Regions from separate parts of the Homo sapiens genome. Here region 2 is linked to region 1. Evidence: chromatin loops called from intact Hi-C (ENCODE). Cell type or tissue: heart right ventricle. All regions are shown on one strand.

The links. Hi-C counts contacts between places; a loop is a spot of excess contacts. Peaks named below come from ENCODE experiments on the same cell type or tissue, not always from the same donor. Only the 100,000 strongest peaks of a DNase experiment are listed, where the experiment ranks them.
Region 2: it touches region 1 in a loop (5-fold over the local background); 22 of 110 quality-filtered maps call a loop at or near these places.

What each region holds. Positions count from the first base shown.
Region 1 is chr13:79,675,822-79,683,821 of GRCh38, reverse strand. No RefSeq gene overlaps it. Among named protein-coding and RNA genes, the nearest start is that of LINC01068, 110 kb to the right of the region's middle. In heart right ventricle, CTCF peaks have their summits at 4,173, 4,378 (motif pointing left) and 7,333; a DNase peak (open chromatin) is centred at 4,371; H3K27ac peaks cover 2,294 bases.
Region 2 is chr13:81,013,768-81,021,767 of GRCh38, reverse strand. It overlaps LINC00377 (long intergenic non-protein coding RNA 377), which reads right to left and starts at 3,377. Exons shown (of 4, transcript NR_125770.1): 1 at 3,308-3,377; 2 at 962-1,162. RefSeq lists enhancers at 4,485-4,984, 4,985-5,486. In heart right ventricle, CTCF peaks have their summits at 3,798 and 4,005 (motif pointing right); no DNase peak of the experiment used is centred here; H3K4me3 peaks cover 434 bases.

The DNA of each region.
Region 1 (8,000 bases):
CCTGTGGGGCCATTCCCAAACTCATGATCTACATTATGGAGAGGGAAAAGAAAGAAATGGTGACTTTAAACCACTGAGCTTTGACAGTTTGTTATACACAAATAGATAACCAGAACATTTTCCATGCTTGTTTTCCTACCATATTCCCTCCCAAGTTGAAATCTTTCCCTTTTAGAATCTTTCCCATGAGTTTAAGCTTTTAGGCCACAGTAAGATATAAAGACACATACTTCTAGAATTGCCCTAATTGTAGAACTCATTTTATAAAGAGTATTTCTCCTTTCACATTAGATAATAGTTTACAGGAAACTATTATGTATGTAGTAAAAACATTTTACTACAAACATGAGGGTTTATTATTTTATTCTTTCAAATTATGCTGCCAAAACTGAACTTGTAATTCTACAGAGGACTCCATTTTTTAACCACAGCATACATTACATGTTATCCATTCACTGGGAAATGCCACTTTGTTCCTATCCTTTTTAGTAAAAAGTAGATAAAATTTCAGTAGACTGTCTTACAATGTTGACTCAGGTAATTTTCCACATAGCTTAAAAATTACAAATTTTCTCCAACATCTGACTATTGCAACTGAAATTTAGCATCCATGTTGTGAGGAAGCCCAAGCCACATGGAGAGGCCTTGTGTAGATTTTTCAACCTACTGTTAGGTAGTAGGACTGAGAATTAAGAATGGAATTGAAAAGATACATCCAGTTGGATTTCAAAGTCTCTTTGTACCACTCATTGCTGTATTCTTCCCATTTCCCTCCCCCCATTACCCTTTTTGAATGGGAATGTCAATAGCAGTTGTCTGCACTTGCCCTCCCATGGCATATGGATTATATAAGAGGCAGGTCATTTATCTCTTTAGTTCACAGATCTTTAGACCAGGAAAAATAGGCCTCAGAGACCTGATAATCTACACCCACAGAGCCTCACCAGATATGGATTTCATTTTAATAGTGAGATTCTGAATCCCAAAACCAAGTCTGATGCTGAAACAAAAATGGGATTTTAGAAGCCTTGGAAGAGGGCAAGTGTATCTTACTATTATGTTGTAATAGTCAGAGGGCTGATGGCAGACATTTTGTTTTCCCAAAATGACCAAAGCAATATTTTCAGTCCCACATGCTCTTCCAGAAATTGCCACTCCCCCATCAAAAGGTGAGATTTCTTTTGTTGTCCTTGAAATTGGGCCACCTTTTGTGGGATTTCCTGAAAAAATAGAATATGGCAGAATTGATGCCTGTATAACTTTTGAGGTTAGGCCATAAAAGGCAATATGGCTTCCATCGCTCTTCCTCTCTCTTCTATCTCTCTTCTCTCTCAAGATGCTCACCCTTGGAACCCAGTCACTATGTTGTAAGAAAACCCAGGCCTCATGGGGGCCCATGTGTATATGTTTGGCAATGGTCTCAATCATGGTCTCAGCCAACAGCCAGCACGAACCATCAGACATGTGGATAAGCAAACTTCAGATGATTCCAGCTTCCACACTTCAAGCTGCCCCAGCTGAGGCCAAGTTGGAGAGAAACAAACTATCACCAACAAGCCTGCCCAAAATGCAGATTAACAAACAAACAAAATGTCATTTTTTAAGCCATTCACAGTTTTGAAAAATAACTGATTTTGGAACTCATCACAAAAATTATTTTTCTTTCTCCCACACCAGGAACACAAATATCTCTGTCACAACCTACGTTTATAGGAACTATTGCCTACTTAGATGAAGAAAAATTAGACTTTTCTATGAGGGTCCCCTACCCTAGAAATTCATGAGGATCATCTACCCCACACAATCTCCCAACCCTTGCCACAGTTGAAAAGAGTAATTCTATTTTTGAAAACAATATGCTCCTTGAGTATAATTAAATGTAACATGATTTGGGTGAGGTTGGGACTGAGGCTCAAAAAGCCACAGTATGAGGTCAGTCTCACTCCACACACTGCAGTACCACAGTGCTTGTGTTCAAATGATCCTTCTTTTACTTAATAATGGCCCCAAAGCACAAGAGTAATGATGCTGGCAAATCGGATATGCCGAAGATAAGCCAGAGAGTGCTTCCTTTAAGTGAAAATGTGAAAGTTCTCATCTTCATAAAGAAAGAAAAAGAGATTGTATGCCGAGGTTGCTAAGATCTACAGTAAAATAAAATATTTTGATAGCGATAGAGACCACATTCACATAATTACCATATATTAAAATTGTCCTATTTTATCATTATTGTTAGTATTGTACTATGCCTAATTTATAAATTAAACTTTATCATAGGTATGTGCATATAGGAAAAAAAAAAACATAATATATATAAGGTTCAGTACTATCTGTGGTTTCAGACATCCCCTGGGGATCTTGGAATATATACCCTGCAGATAAGAGGGACTACTGTATAGATAAAAGTTATAGACGAAAGTGGAACAGGATAAAGAAGGTTGGGGTGGTAGGAAGAGCAGCTTGCAATTTGAAACAGGGTGCCCAGGGCTGGCCTCTATGGCAGGATAGCATTACAATAAGACTTGAGGGAAACAAGGCATTTCACCATACCTGGAATGTTGTGGTCACATGTGAGTAGAGTGCAGTGAGTGAAAGGTGAGCCATAAGAGGTGAGATCAGATTTGCAAAGACCTTTAGGTCTTCATAAAGACTTTGTCTTTGATTAGGAGTGAAATCAGGATCCCCTGTAAAATTTTCAGCCAAGGAGTGACAAGATCTGACAGCCAGAATCACTGGCTGCAATGTCAACAAATAGACTGTGGGGAGCAATGGTAGAGGCAGGGAGATCAATCCAAGGCAATCACAGTGATCCATGTAAGAGATGGTGGTAGTTTGTCAACAGTAGTAGCAGTGGGTAAGTGAAAAGCAATGACTCTGAGTATGTTTGGAAAAATATAAGAAGAAAAAAGTGCTTCTTTACTGATCCAAGAGAGAGATGAGCTGTGAGTGAGAGTTCTAAGGTGGTGGCAAAAGGCAATATAGAAAGCCCAAGGAGGACCAGTTCCACCATATAGGTGGTCTCAATGGAGCATGAAATGTGCAGTACCCCAGTAAAGCAAGCACCAGTGCAGCAAAGACCTGGAGCTGGTTGTCCCAGAACTCCACAGGGAACATTAGCAGAGAAACCAGGCACACACAGCTGTTGAAAATTCTTATCCTAAGCACTGTTTGCTAAAATTAATTATATAATTTGGAAGGTCTGGCATGATGCTGTCTGTCCTGAATTCTATATTAAAACTATTAATTCAGGTTCCCCAATGGCAAAACCTCAAAATTTCATTGAGTTAATTTTTGTAGCTTATATGTTTTAATTTCACTTTAGCCAAGCACATAAAAGTATAGAAAACAAAACATTAAAGACCAGGATAAACTGCAAAACAGAAATTGAAAACTTCAGAATACACATCAGCCCTGGTAAGCATGTTCCTTGTCACAGTCTAGCTTCCAGCTTCCATTTTTGGGGTCTCTTTCTTTAACCTTTAAAAGATGCAGTAGCAGCATTGGCTTAAAGTTGTAATATATTGAGATCTCCCCTTAGATGTGTGGCAGGTATTTACATTTGGGGAAATATTTTCATTTAATATCTATCTTATTAATAAGATGAGGTTGTAATCTCCATGAAGCTCTGTGGACTTGTACATTAATACAAAGATCTCCTGAGACAATGTATTCCCATGACACAGTTTTCCACTGTTTTGTTCTCTACCCAGCCAGAGAGGTAGTCAGAACCTTGTTTCTCCAAACATCTATGATTAAATAAAGAAGAAAAAATGGGGAGCTAGAAAAGAAGGGTAGACACCATATTTGTCTTACTGATTCCTTTTCCCTTCCCCAAGAAAAAAGAGCCAACTGACACTTTTCTCCTAAATCTCCAGCAACTGTCAGACTAAAATTGTTAATGTTCCAAAAAACTTGTTTTGATAGATGAAAACATTTCAAGAATACCTTTAAATTTTTGATAAATTTCACTTAAATGGATTATACCTAGAGGGGGAAAAATGGCTAAGTGGGTTTATTTCCATCTTTAGAATTAACATTCTCCAAACAGAGAATTTGTTTTCCATTTTTTCCTCCCTCCATAGTCGTGCAGTCATGCTTCTATATTAATATTTCTTTTCATAATATGTCTGTAATGCTTTCACCACTCTTTGGTATCTTCCTTGATACCACTGCTTCCCTCTTTACCCTGAAATCACAGGGGTAGTCCTAGATCTGACTTTTGTACCTATTCTTTCCCCTTCACTCTGCCTGCCAAATTAATCTTCCTAACACATTTTTGGTAGGTCACTACCCTGCTCTGAAACCTTCCATAATTCCCAAGTACCTACAAAACTAAGCCTAAAAGCTTTACGTAGCTGCCCCCTAGTGGCCATCTTCTGACTCACTGTCCTGGACTCAGTCCCTACAAGCTGCCGAGAATGTTTTCCATTCAAGGTGGAATGGCTTTTTATGTTCTAAAGGGAGGCAAGGGTGGGAAATTAAGAAGGTAGAAAGAAGCCTTTACTATCACAGCTATGGCAAAGAACACAAAAGGGGAATAATCTCGTGCTTCCAAGGAGGCATTTGTCTTACCAAGAGCTCCTGTAGAAAGAGCTCCACATGTTAAGAATACTCTTCTGCATTATTTCCACCTTTGATGACTACGCCAACAGTGGAATTTTCTGTACAAAGCATAAAAAAAAAACGCAATACCTGATTTACAACCTAGTTGGTCCCCTGACCTTATTTCCTAAAGGCACAATGTTGTAAATCAAGACTCCACTCTTGGACTAGACCATAACATAAAAATAGCAAAATTGATCAGAAAATACACTTTTAAAAACACAAAATTTGCCTTTACAAATATTAAGAATGTAAAACAAATATTTAATGTCACTTCTCAAATGTTCCTTTGGGGTATATTTTTCTTTCTGTGGTCTGGACAAGCTAAAGTGTCTTAAGTTGTAAGTGCAAAAGGGTTTTAACGTGAACTATTTTGGTCTCAGTCTCAGCTGAGGTCTTAATACAAGGAAATGCCAGTTACTCTGACATTCAAAAATATAATCCCATATCACTTAGGCAGAATTAGCAAAGGAAGTGGGTAAAAACCAGGTTGCACCATTGACCCCTCAAGCCTATTATAAGGTGTAAAAAGGTTAAATTTGAAGAGCCAAAAGGAATTGGAAATGAGAGAGAAGATTTCTTTGAAGACAGCTGTAGCTGTGTGGGGTCTCCACCCACCCACACTTTGAGAGTGGAGTGGGAGCATCAGGTTGTCTCCTAACTTAAAGCCTAATTAAAAGGGGTTTACAAAGATCACTTAGAGAGCTTGAAATGTGTCCCCTGAAGTTTGAAAAACAGAGTGGACCTGTGTATCTGACTCATACCTGAGTACTCTAAAAGACAAGGGTCTGGTTGGGGCACAGAGAACAAACCGTAGTTTGAAAAATAATCTCATTCTTTGGACAGAGAGTCTCAGATGTGCATTTCTCATACACTAAATGTGAGTCATGAGCAAGCAAGTGGAAGAGAAGTTATCTTAGATCCTGTGCAACAGAGCCTCTGGGAGGAGCAAAGAAACATCAAAGGAAAGATGCTGGAGGAACCGCTAGCATTCTTGGGAAATGACAACTGAATCCCAATGATCATGAAAGAGGATGCATGCACCCACACTGAAGAAACTGCATGTATAAGATCCAATGCAATGGCAGGGGACAGAGAGGATGTCTCCCAAGAACCCAAGTGCCCCTGAGATGCCACCATGGTCAAAGTAAACCTTTATCATGTCTGAGATGTTTAAGAACACTTCCTTCTGCCCTTCTACCTCTCCTTTCTCCCTTCAGTTAACTGTAGAAAAACCAATCCCGGGACAAAGGGAGAGGAGCAGAGGCACTAGGCATGGAAATACACAAGGTAGCCGTGCCCCTTAATCCCACTGCATTTGACTAGACATATTTCTGAACTTAGACATTTGGTGATTAAAAGCTACTAGGAGGATTTGTATTTTTGACAAAAAAAAAAAAAAGTTATGAGTCTACATTTTATTTGAAAACAGAAAAAAAATAACATTCCAATTGTATTAGGGTTCATGAATAGTAAAATACTGGTGGTAGGATACTTGTCATGTAATTTAATTACATTTTTGTGTTTCAAAAATTCCTTATTTTTCCATTTGAGTAAGATCTACATAATTCAAGAGTAAATACTTTATAGTTGCTTCTTGTTATTATTCCAGATATTTTATAACACAAGAATTTATCTACTGTAAAATTAAGGAAAAAATGCTAGTCAACTAAAACAGTTATTTTAATATATATCAATTATGAATAACTCACGCAATGAATCCAAGATTCAGAACTTTATAAAGTTACTTTTCATTATTTTCCAAATAAATTTTTTTCCTGAGTGTGTCTGAACATGCAAAAACAAAGTCTACTTGATTTATCTGTACTTTAAGAAAATTTTCCTTGAGTCTGGAAATGTAAACATCAGAGATTAGATCATTGCTACTTTTAACCCTCAGTTAACTGTAGAATGGATCTTGCCCTAATAGCCTTATAATATGACTTAATGTGAGTTATGGCAGATTCAACATCTTTGTATCCCAGCTATAAGAAACCTCAATCACTGTTAGGTCCAGAAGGTGCCCACAGGCCAATCATACTCAGCAGGCCACAGGGGATTGGTGATCACTCCATCTGCCCCTTAAGTTGGTATAATATTTAGCAAGCATCTACTAAATGAGGGGAGAGGTAAGATATATTGAGATGGGAGGATGGGTATTAAAATTAATTGTTTGTAGCAGATTGGTTTTCACTTACTATCTGCTATTCATCTTACCAAGTGAAGAGATAAAATTGGTTTCATTTCATATGTATTTTGAAAGATAAATATGCTTTTTCAATTAGTACTACTATATCTAGAATTTACGTAGCAAATTTTTATCTACTAGGCTATAACATCTGCAAGGGAGAGGGACCAACACTCTTTTTTCTTACCCATCCAAAGATACGTGAAGTGTTGGTTATGCTAGGCTTGAACATATGAGTGAATAAGCAATCTAACTAAAATACAATTCAAACCCAAAAGTAGGAGATAAAGACAGATAGGTAAAATGTGACCTAGATATAAAGATATTGACTTCTACTTTTAGTCATCTATTCAGGGTAAAGTGGCAGGGACTGGATTAACCCATCTGCCTTAATAACAAGCAGATAAAATATATAAAACAACATATTTCAGACTTTGGACAGCAGGTAGTGTAAGACATGATCCTTGAGAGAAGGTAAACAAGGTGAGCTCTACAGGTGACCTAGCTGACTCCCGTCTCAAGCCTAGAGAGTGTTTTCAGTGTGGTAGAGGTAGAGGGAGCCCAGACACAGCCTGATAATCTCCCTGAGTAGAAGACACAGAGCTAAAAAATAGGAAGCTATGCGGCTAGAATTAGCAGGGCAGAGCACCATAGAGGAGAGACATGTGAAAGCAAGCAGGCTCAGGAATCCGCAGAGTGTTGCCTTGCTTCTTTGAGTACTGAATAGCATGTAGGAAACTGTCAAGGCCAGAGAAAGAAATACCTGAAAGGAGCAGGAGGAACCATGCCTGGAGCTCACAAAAAGATAGGAAGAGTTCCTGTTCCCACCAAGCGAGAGAAGAAAGACCTCAGAATACACAGAGCATTGAGGAGTGTCCTCCGAAGGGTTATTACCCTAGTAGCGGTGCTAAATCGGGCATAGACTACAGACTACAGGCTACTCTGGACCTGCCTAAGAATGTTTAAAAGCATGCCTCAAAAGGATCAAACTGATGCTAACCAACTTAATTACACCACAGAGCAAAGCCCAAAAAGATTTAAGGAAATACAAAAAAAAAAAAAAAAAATCCAGCAGCCAACAATGCAAAATACACACTGTTTGGCGTTTGATAAAAAATTATCAGGCACAGCAATATAAGCTATAGCTAGAAAAATATAAATTAATATAAAGAATCATAAACATCATGTGAGGTGCTTTGTACTTGGTTTC
Region 2 (8,000 bases), 1.3 Mb before region 1:
ATTCCACGCAGTAAGTTTCACTTAAGAGTAAGAGCCACCCACTCTCCAGGACCCTGATAATTGAGGGGAGGAACTACCCTAATAAGAGAAGGAGGGAATCAGCATGTTGGGGTATGCTGAGATCTCGGGGTCAGGGTTGAGGTGTTGCACTAGCTACTTATCCTGGGCAAGGAGGAACATGCTCTGCTTTCATATCAGGGCCCCGTTGCAGGGTTTGTGACCTTTAGTTCATATAATCATTAACTTCTGCCTCCTTTCTGTAGCCAAGAACCAAAGAAATGCCCTTCTGGTGGCTACTACAAAACAGGGTTCGGGGCTAAGTCCTGGGTCCAGAGCAGACAGACAGCTCTGTGATTTGTCTGCCCTTTATTGACAGAATGCTACTGCCTTATGTAAAGAGCAGGAGATGGGTCCTATCCTTCGCTCTGTTGTGTCTGCAACAGTGGATGGGGGCAACAGGAGATAACCTCTTTCTCATTTCTATTTCTAGCAGTCAATGCCACCCCCTTCATCAATTGACTCCATGTCCATGTTTCCTTTGTCCCAAGGGCAGGTTGGAGGGCTGTGCTCCCCTCTTACCTAAGGGCAGCCCACACTGAGGGCTAGATCTTTAAGGAACCCACAGCTCCTCAAGGATCTGCTGGTACCATATGGTTGCCAAAGACCAAGCAGGTCATGGGCTATATTTGTGGGGTATCTGGTGATGTGGCGACCTAAGGGCTGAAGTCCCCTGGGGAGAACAGTGCATGTAAAACCAGTGTGGCACCTACCATTTCAATTTGGGTCTGAGGGGATTATGGGCATACCTGCATGAACTGACCACCCAATTTATTGTCCTTAGCAAGGTCCCAAATCACCACTGACATCCTTGTCTGGATTGTGAGGGCAGAGGGGCTCCCCAACACTTCGGAGAACATCAGATTGTCACACAGGTGAGGAGACAAGAGAAGCCATGACTTACCCTTTTCGTGGTCCAGGTTTCTAGGGAGACAATCTCTGTCAGTCTCTTGCTGCTTTCCTCTTTTGTGCCCCAGGTTCTTCCCATGGGTGCTCCAACAGGTCCTTGCTTCATTCCCTCAGATTTCCATTTAAATCATGGGCATTCACCTGTAACTTTGATCTTTCTGAGGAGACCTGGCATCCAACATCCCTAGTCAGCCAACTTGAAAAAAAAAAGAGAAAAAAAACTGTGAAAACTTTTAAGGTAAAAGTAAGTTCGTGATTAGCATTCTTTGTATTGGTTTTCATTTATTCTGAAATTAGTTTTAAAGCAACCGTTACACATACACACAAATAAAAAAATGTTTAACAGTGACAATCAGTGTAACATACTTTGGAAGTATTTCCCTTCCAATGACACAGCATGGATTTATTCAATGTTATTTGAGAAGATCCTTGAGAGTTTTATAATTTAAGTTTCAAGTAGGAATTATACTCTGTGTCTCTCGGCAATATTCATAACAGGTCTTACTACAGAATGTCATTCAGTAAAATACTCTGTGCATGAGTTTGAATGTAATAATTTTACTAATAAAAAATCAGTGCAATAAATCTACTGATTCAGCATTAAAATTTACCTCAAAAAAAGAAATAATTTGTCTTGTCAAAATACCGTTTCACCACTAACTAGACACTTTTTCAAAGTTTCACTTTTCTAAAGGATTAGATATGGATCTCATCCCATAGGATAATCAGAAAGCTTGATAAATCAGTGTTGTTTATATTCAAAGTATATTTGAGACTTCAGAGTTTATCAACTGCATAAGAGAATTAAATGAATAATTTTTCAGTTGATGTTAACATAATTTGTGGAAATCATCCTGTGTTCATATCATATGCAGTTTTTTAGGGGGTGGGGTTAATATTAATTAAACTGTATATGTAAAATTTGGGCTACATGCATTATCTCATTCAATCCCGACAACATCCGCATCAAATAAATATATTTTTCTTCTTTTCATGGATGTAGAAACTGGAATTTAAATAGGCTAATTAGTTAACTATCTTGGTTTATTAAATACTTAATTTGTGCCAGGAGCTTTCCTAAGCATTTTATACATGTTACCTAATGTTATGGCTACAACTAGTTAGGGAAATACACATACAGAGAGAGAGATAAACACACAGGGGGAAAATACATTTTACATCAGAGAGTTACCTGACCAAGTACTACACTTCTTTTGCTTTTCTCTAAGACCAACCCAATGCTAATTCCTTGACTTATCTATTTTTATTTACTAATGTGAAGCAGAGATTAGGTGTTCAATAATTTTGTTTTGAAAATATGACAAATGAATAGGAGAATGATAGAGATCTCAATTTATTTGAGATATCCCTATGTTTTACAATCAAAACTGAGTAAAGAGGTTTCCAAATTATGAACTATTTAATCAAAAAGTTATTTTTGAATTTTAATTTATGTGTGAGTACATATCTTTATCTGTTTTGGTTTACTCGTGTCTGCTTCCCCTGACACCATGATTTATAGATATAAGTGAAAGTAAGATATGAGTTATTATATGTGCACACTGAGATTGTGCAAATTGCATGTAGCTATGGATTAATATAGTTAGAGGTACGGAATTTTCTGTTCTTTTTGTACTCTACTGACAGATGGACCCACTGTTTTGCTGGAAAGTGGAGCCAATTTGTCTGGCTTTGAAGAAAACAGGAGAAAAGAGGATATACTGGGGACACTTTAATGACGGAGAAAGAGCAAGCCATTGGCCCAGCTAATAAAAGTTATTGCTAATATTTGTTTATCATGTATTAGATGCAAGTTTATACTGTTTATCACCATTTGATGTTTAAGTTTTGTTTACTGGAACTCAAAATTGAGGTGGAAGTAATGCTTTCTGAAAAAAATGAATTTAAAATGTTTACATCGTGGAAAGAAAAAGAACTCTGCGGACCTATCAGTTTGTTGGGGCTGCCATTTGAAAGTAAACCAATTCAGGTTGCTTGAACAACAGAAATTTACTTCCTCATAAATCTGGAGGCCAGAAGTCCAAGAGCAAGGTGCCAGCAGGGTTGGTTTTTCAGAGACCTCTCTTCTTGGCTTGTAAATGGCTGTCTTCTCCTTGTGCCTTTACATGGTCTTTCTTCTGTCTGTGTCTTAATCTTTTTTCTTCTAAGAATATCAGTCCTATTGGATTAGGCCCACATCAGTGACCTCATTTTACTTTAATCACCTTTTAAAAAATCTTGTCTTTAAATGAGGAGCTGAATGTTAGAAACTCAATATATGAATTTGGGGAAGGGGACAATTCAGCTTATAATAGGAGATGGTGTAAAGGTAAAGAATCACCTGGCTAAGTCATCTGCATTGTAGTACTCATCTTTTGATGTAGACAGGTACCTCAGTCTTAGTACTGTGGAGGGCATGGGAGAGGTAATTTCATAGCATCCTGTCTCTGCAAATCCCTCTTGAGAAAACTGTAGAGAAATATATTCAATTTAGGGAGAAAATTGACAATACATTATATTATTATTAATTCTAATAAAATAGGACATAGAAATGCATAAAATATTTAGTGAAGTATTTTAAATATATAAAAAGTAATTTATATTGTGTTTTAATCTAATCTGGCTAAAATTATTACTAAAAATATTGAAAAAATCAGTTTGAAGGAAATGTATACAGTCAACATTTTGTGACAAAAATGTTCATATCTATGTATTTTTGGACAATGACAGCTGCAATATTATCATAAATGTTTAGCAATTCCAAGCTTGAGGCAAACTCCACAGATAGAGTAACTGTAATTTATTAGGTGATGGAAAAGGAGAACATGATAGATTGACTTAATCTTTCATTCTACACTTTTCTATGTTTAAGCTCAAGAAGAATGCATCATAAATACCATATGTTTTCCTAACACCTTATACTACTAGTAGCTTTATTTTTTTTTAGTCTAATCTTTACTCTAGAGACTATTTTCAGTTGAGAATCTAATAAATATAAGTTTGAGAGGTATGTTAGCTAATTGTTCACTTTTAACTAAAACACTAGAGGGCACCCTTTCCTTCTGTTAGAACATGTCCTCCTCTTCTAAATTACATGCCGTGGAGACACAAAGGATTGCCAGGTAAAAACAATATTCATTTTATTTTGTATTTTTATGGACTTGCTTTTATATTTAACCGGTAATAATTTTGCAGATCCCAAAAGTCACAGCATATTATTTTAAATGATATTAAGATGATTTTTAACGGAAATGAATTCTAAGCCGGAAATGTCAGTGTCACAGAGCTAAAGAGTCAGATGTCTCCCTAGTGTCACGACAGTGAACAAAAATAAGTCTGTGTTTGGCATGACTTGTGGTGTTTATGTAGTATAATTTATCTTACATTTCTGTGTTTAGGATTAGGAATTATTCGTACTGAATGTGTATTCCTATTTTCTACGTTCTCAAATGAATAGCACACTACTGCTAGGTTAACCCAGTTTGAAACAAAATGCAAACAAGACTGACCTAGAGGAAAGAACAAAAGTTGAAAATTCAGTGAGGACCCACCAAATAACAATTGCCAATATTTATTTAGTGTCTGTTTTTGTCAATCACTTGTGTAAGCATTTTAATTACAATATTTAATTGATACTACATTGAGTCATTATTTACTATTTTCATTCTTATTCAATATAGAATAAAATATAGTATTATAAGAACAGATAAAATAACATGAAACATGTCTTTGAATTGTGCTTTCCCACATCAGAAACCTAGGGCAAAAGGGAGCTGCTACAGCTGCAATTTTGCCTGGGCAAGACTTGCCACCAGGGTCAGCTTGTGCTGACCTGGTCTGCATGTGCTATTACTGGGTTTACCAGCCTGCTCCCCTGAAATAGTGGTGCATCAAGATCCTCTCTGCTCTAACCTCAGGCTGAAATTCAGGCATTTGGAGCATCATTTGCCTAGACCATCAGCCTGAGGTGCCCCACTCTTCCTGGACATAAATCAAGGTATAGTGGGGCCCTCTCTGCTCCATGCTTAGACAGATCTCCAGGCATTTGAAGCAACCACTCAGCTGTATTAGCAGCCCAACTCGCCCCACCCTTCCTAGATGTAGATCGTGGTGAGTGGGATTCTCTCTGTTCCATGTCCAGGCATACCTCCAGCCATCTAGAGCACTTGCTTGCCTGGATGACAGCCTTACCTTCTCCACTCTTCCTAGACATAGATCATGGTGCAGGGAGGAACTTTCTGCTTCATGCCCAGGCAGATCTCCAGGTATTTGGAGTAATCATTCAACTGGTTCATCAGTCTCATATACCCCATTCTTCCTGGGCTTACATCATGGTGCAGTGAGGTTCTTTCTGCTCTAAGCCCAGGCAGAGATCCAGGCATTCAGAACATCTGCTCACTGGGATTGGCAGTCTCTCTCACCCTACTCTTCCTATGCAGAAATCTTCTTGCATAGAAGCCCTCTCTACTCCAACCCAGGCCCATCTCTAGGCATCTAGAGCACCTGTTTGCCTCAAATAGTGGCCTGAGCTACCCCACACTTCCTGTGCAGAAATCCTGGTGCATGGAGGGGACTCCATGCTTGATATACAGGGAGATCTCCAGGCATCTGGAGCACCCACTGTTCTAAAATTAGGAGTTTAGACCAGCCACCATCCCAATGCAGAGAACCTGGGGCCAGAAAGGCTTCCTAAATCCACATTTAGACATATTTGTGGGTGCTTGGTGGCCACCCACTGAATTCTTCCTCAGTTTTGGTGCTTATGCTGGCAATTGGGGGACCTGTAGGTGAACCTGCCTAGGCCAGCCCTGCCTATCTTGGCCCCAGTCCCCCAAGACTAAGCAGGGAGCTAAGACCACTGTGTACTTCATGAATCAGCCCATTTCCTGAGGAAACAGAGAGATTATCTCAGTAACAAGATCAAGTATATACTCAGCCACATTGGCTGCAGCTGGCTGTTACCTGTAAGTACCATCTACTGGCTTGTAGGTCAAACTGCACAGCCCAGTATAAAACCTAGTGACAGACGTGCATAGGGCTATAGAAACAAAGCCAAAAGACCCTGCTCAGTACTCTCAAGAGTCACACCCTATAGTGAAGAGGGAAAGGAAAAGAAAAAAAATATATAGGGAATAAAACAAAAATAAAATATTCACCTGTATGAAAATAATTACAAAATTGTAAATGTTAATGTCCCCAGATGAGAAGGAAACAGCACAAGAATTTGGGCACCATGAAAAATCTAAATGTAATGACACACCAAAGGATGGAAAGAGCTCTCCAGCAATGTAATCAAAATGGAAACTGAGAAATTATAGATAAAAATTTGAAGCATGGATTGCAAGGAAGCTCAAAAAGATCCAAGACAACACAAAGAAAATCAACATGATGAAACTTCTAAAGCAATCTAGTAAATGATGAAACAGATAAACATTCTAAAAGGAAATAAATCTGAGCATCTGGAATTGAAAAACTCACTTAAGGAATTTCAAAATACAATTGAGAGCTTTAGCAATTTAGACTGGACCAAGAAAAAGAAACAATTTAAGTGCTTGAAGACAAGTCTTTCTAACTAATACAGTCAGGCCAAGAAAAAGAAATAATTTAAGAGCTTGAAGACCAGTCTTTTTAACAAATATAATCAGACAAAAATTTTTAAAACAATTTTTAGAAATATACAAAGTCTTTGAGAAATTTGGGATAATTCAAAGTAAGCAAACCTAAAAATTATTTGGTATTGCCAAAAGAGAAGGAGACAAACAAATAATGTGAACAAATAATTCAAAAAAAAATTTCCTACTCTTCCTAGGGAGGTTGGTATCTAGATGCAAGAAATCCAGAGAATAACTGCAAGATAGTGTAGAAAACAAACATCACCAAAGGTATATAGTCATCAGACTCTCCAAAGTCAATGTTAAAGAAAAATTCTTAAAGGCAGCCAGGGGAAAAAGGTTAGATCATGTATAAAGGGAAGCCCAACAGGCTAACAGTGGATTTATCAGTAGATATCTTACAATCCAGGAAGGATTAGGGGTCTATTTTTACCATTCTTTAAGAAAAATTTCATCCAAGAATTTTTATATCCTACCAAACTAAACTTCATAATCAAAAGAGAAATTTGATTATTTGCTTTGTTGCTTTTCCCAACAAGCAAGGGCTAAGGGAATTAGTTACCAATAAAAAAGCCTTACAATAGATCCTTAAGGGAGTTCTAAATGTCAAAATAAAAGAATGAAACCTGCTATCACAAAACCATACTAAAAAACATAGCCCACAGACCCTATGAAGCAATGACACAGTAGAAACTACAGAGGAACCAGCTAACAACTTCATGATAGGATTAAAACTTCACATATCAATATTAACCTTGAATTTAAACAGTCTAAATGCCTCCATTTAAAAGGCACAGAGTGGCAGGATGGATACAAATACAAGACCCATCCATCTTCTATTTTCAAAAGACCTGTATCACATGGGTTGATGTAAACAGTGAGAAAAAAATCTACCACATAAAAAGAAAACAAGGCAGGGTGCGGTGGCTCACGTCTGTAATCCCAGCAGTTTGGGAGGCCAAGGAGGGTGGATCCCCTGAGGTCAGGAGTTTGAGACCAACCTGACTAACATGGTGACACCCCATCTCTACTAAAAACACAAAATTGGTTGGGTGTGGCAGGCACCTGTAATCCCAGCTACTTGGGAGTCCGACACAGGAAAATTACTTGAACCCAGGAGGTGGAGGTTACAGTGAGCTGAGACCATGCTATTGCACTCCAGCCTGGGCAACAAGAGTGAAACTCTATCTCAAAGAAAAAAGAAAAAGAAAACAAAAATGAGCAGGTGTCACTATGACTATATCATACAAAACAGACCTTAATCCAATAATAAAAAAGGATAAAGAATAGCATTACGTAATAATGAAGTGTTCAATTAACAAGATGGCTTATCTATTCTAAATATATACATGTCCAACATTGGAGCACCCAGATTTATAAAGTAATTACTTCTAAACCCACAACAAGACATACATAACTACA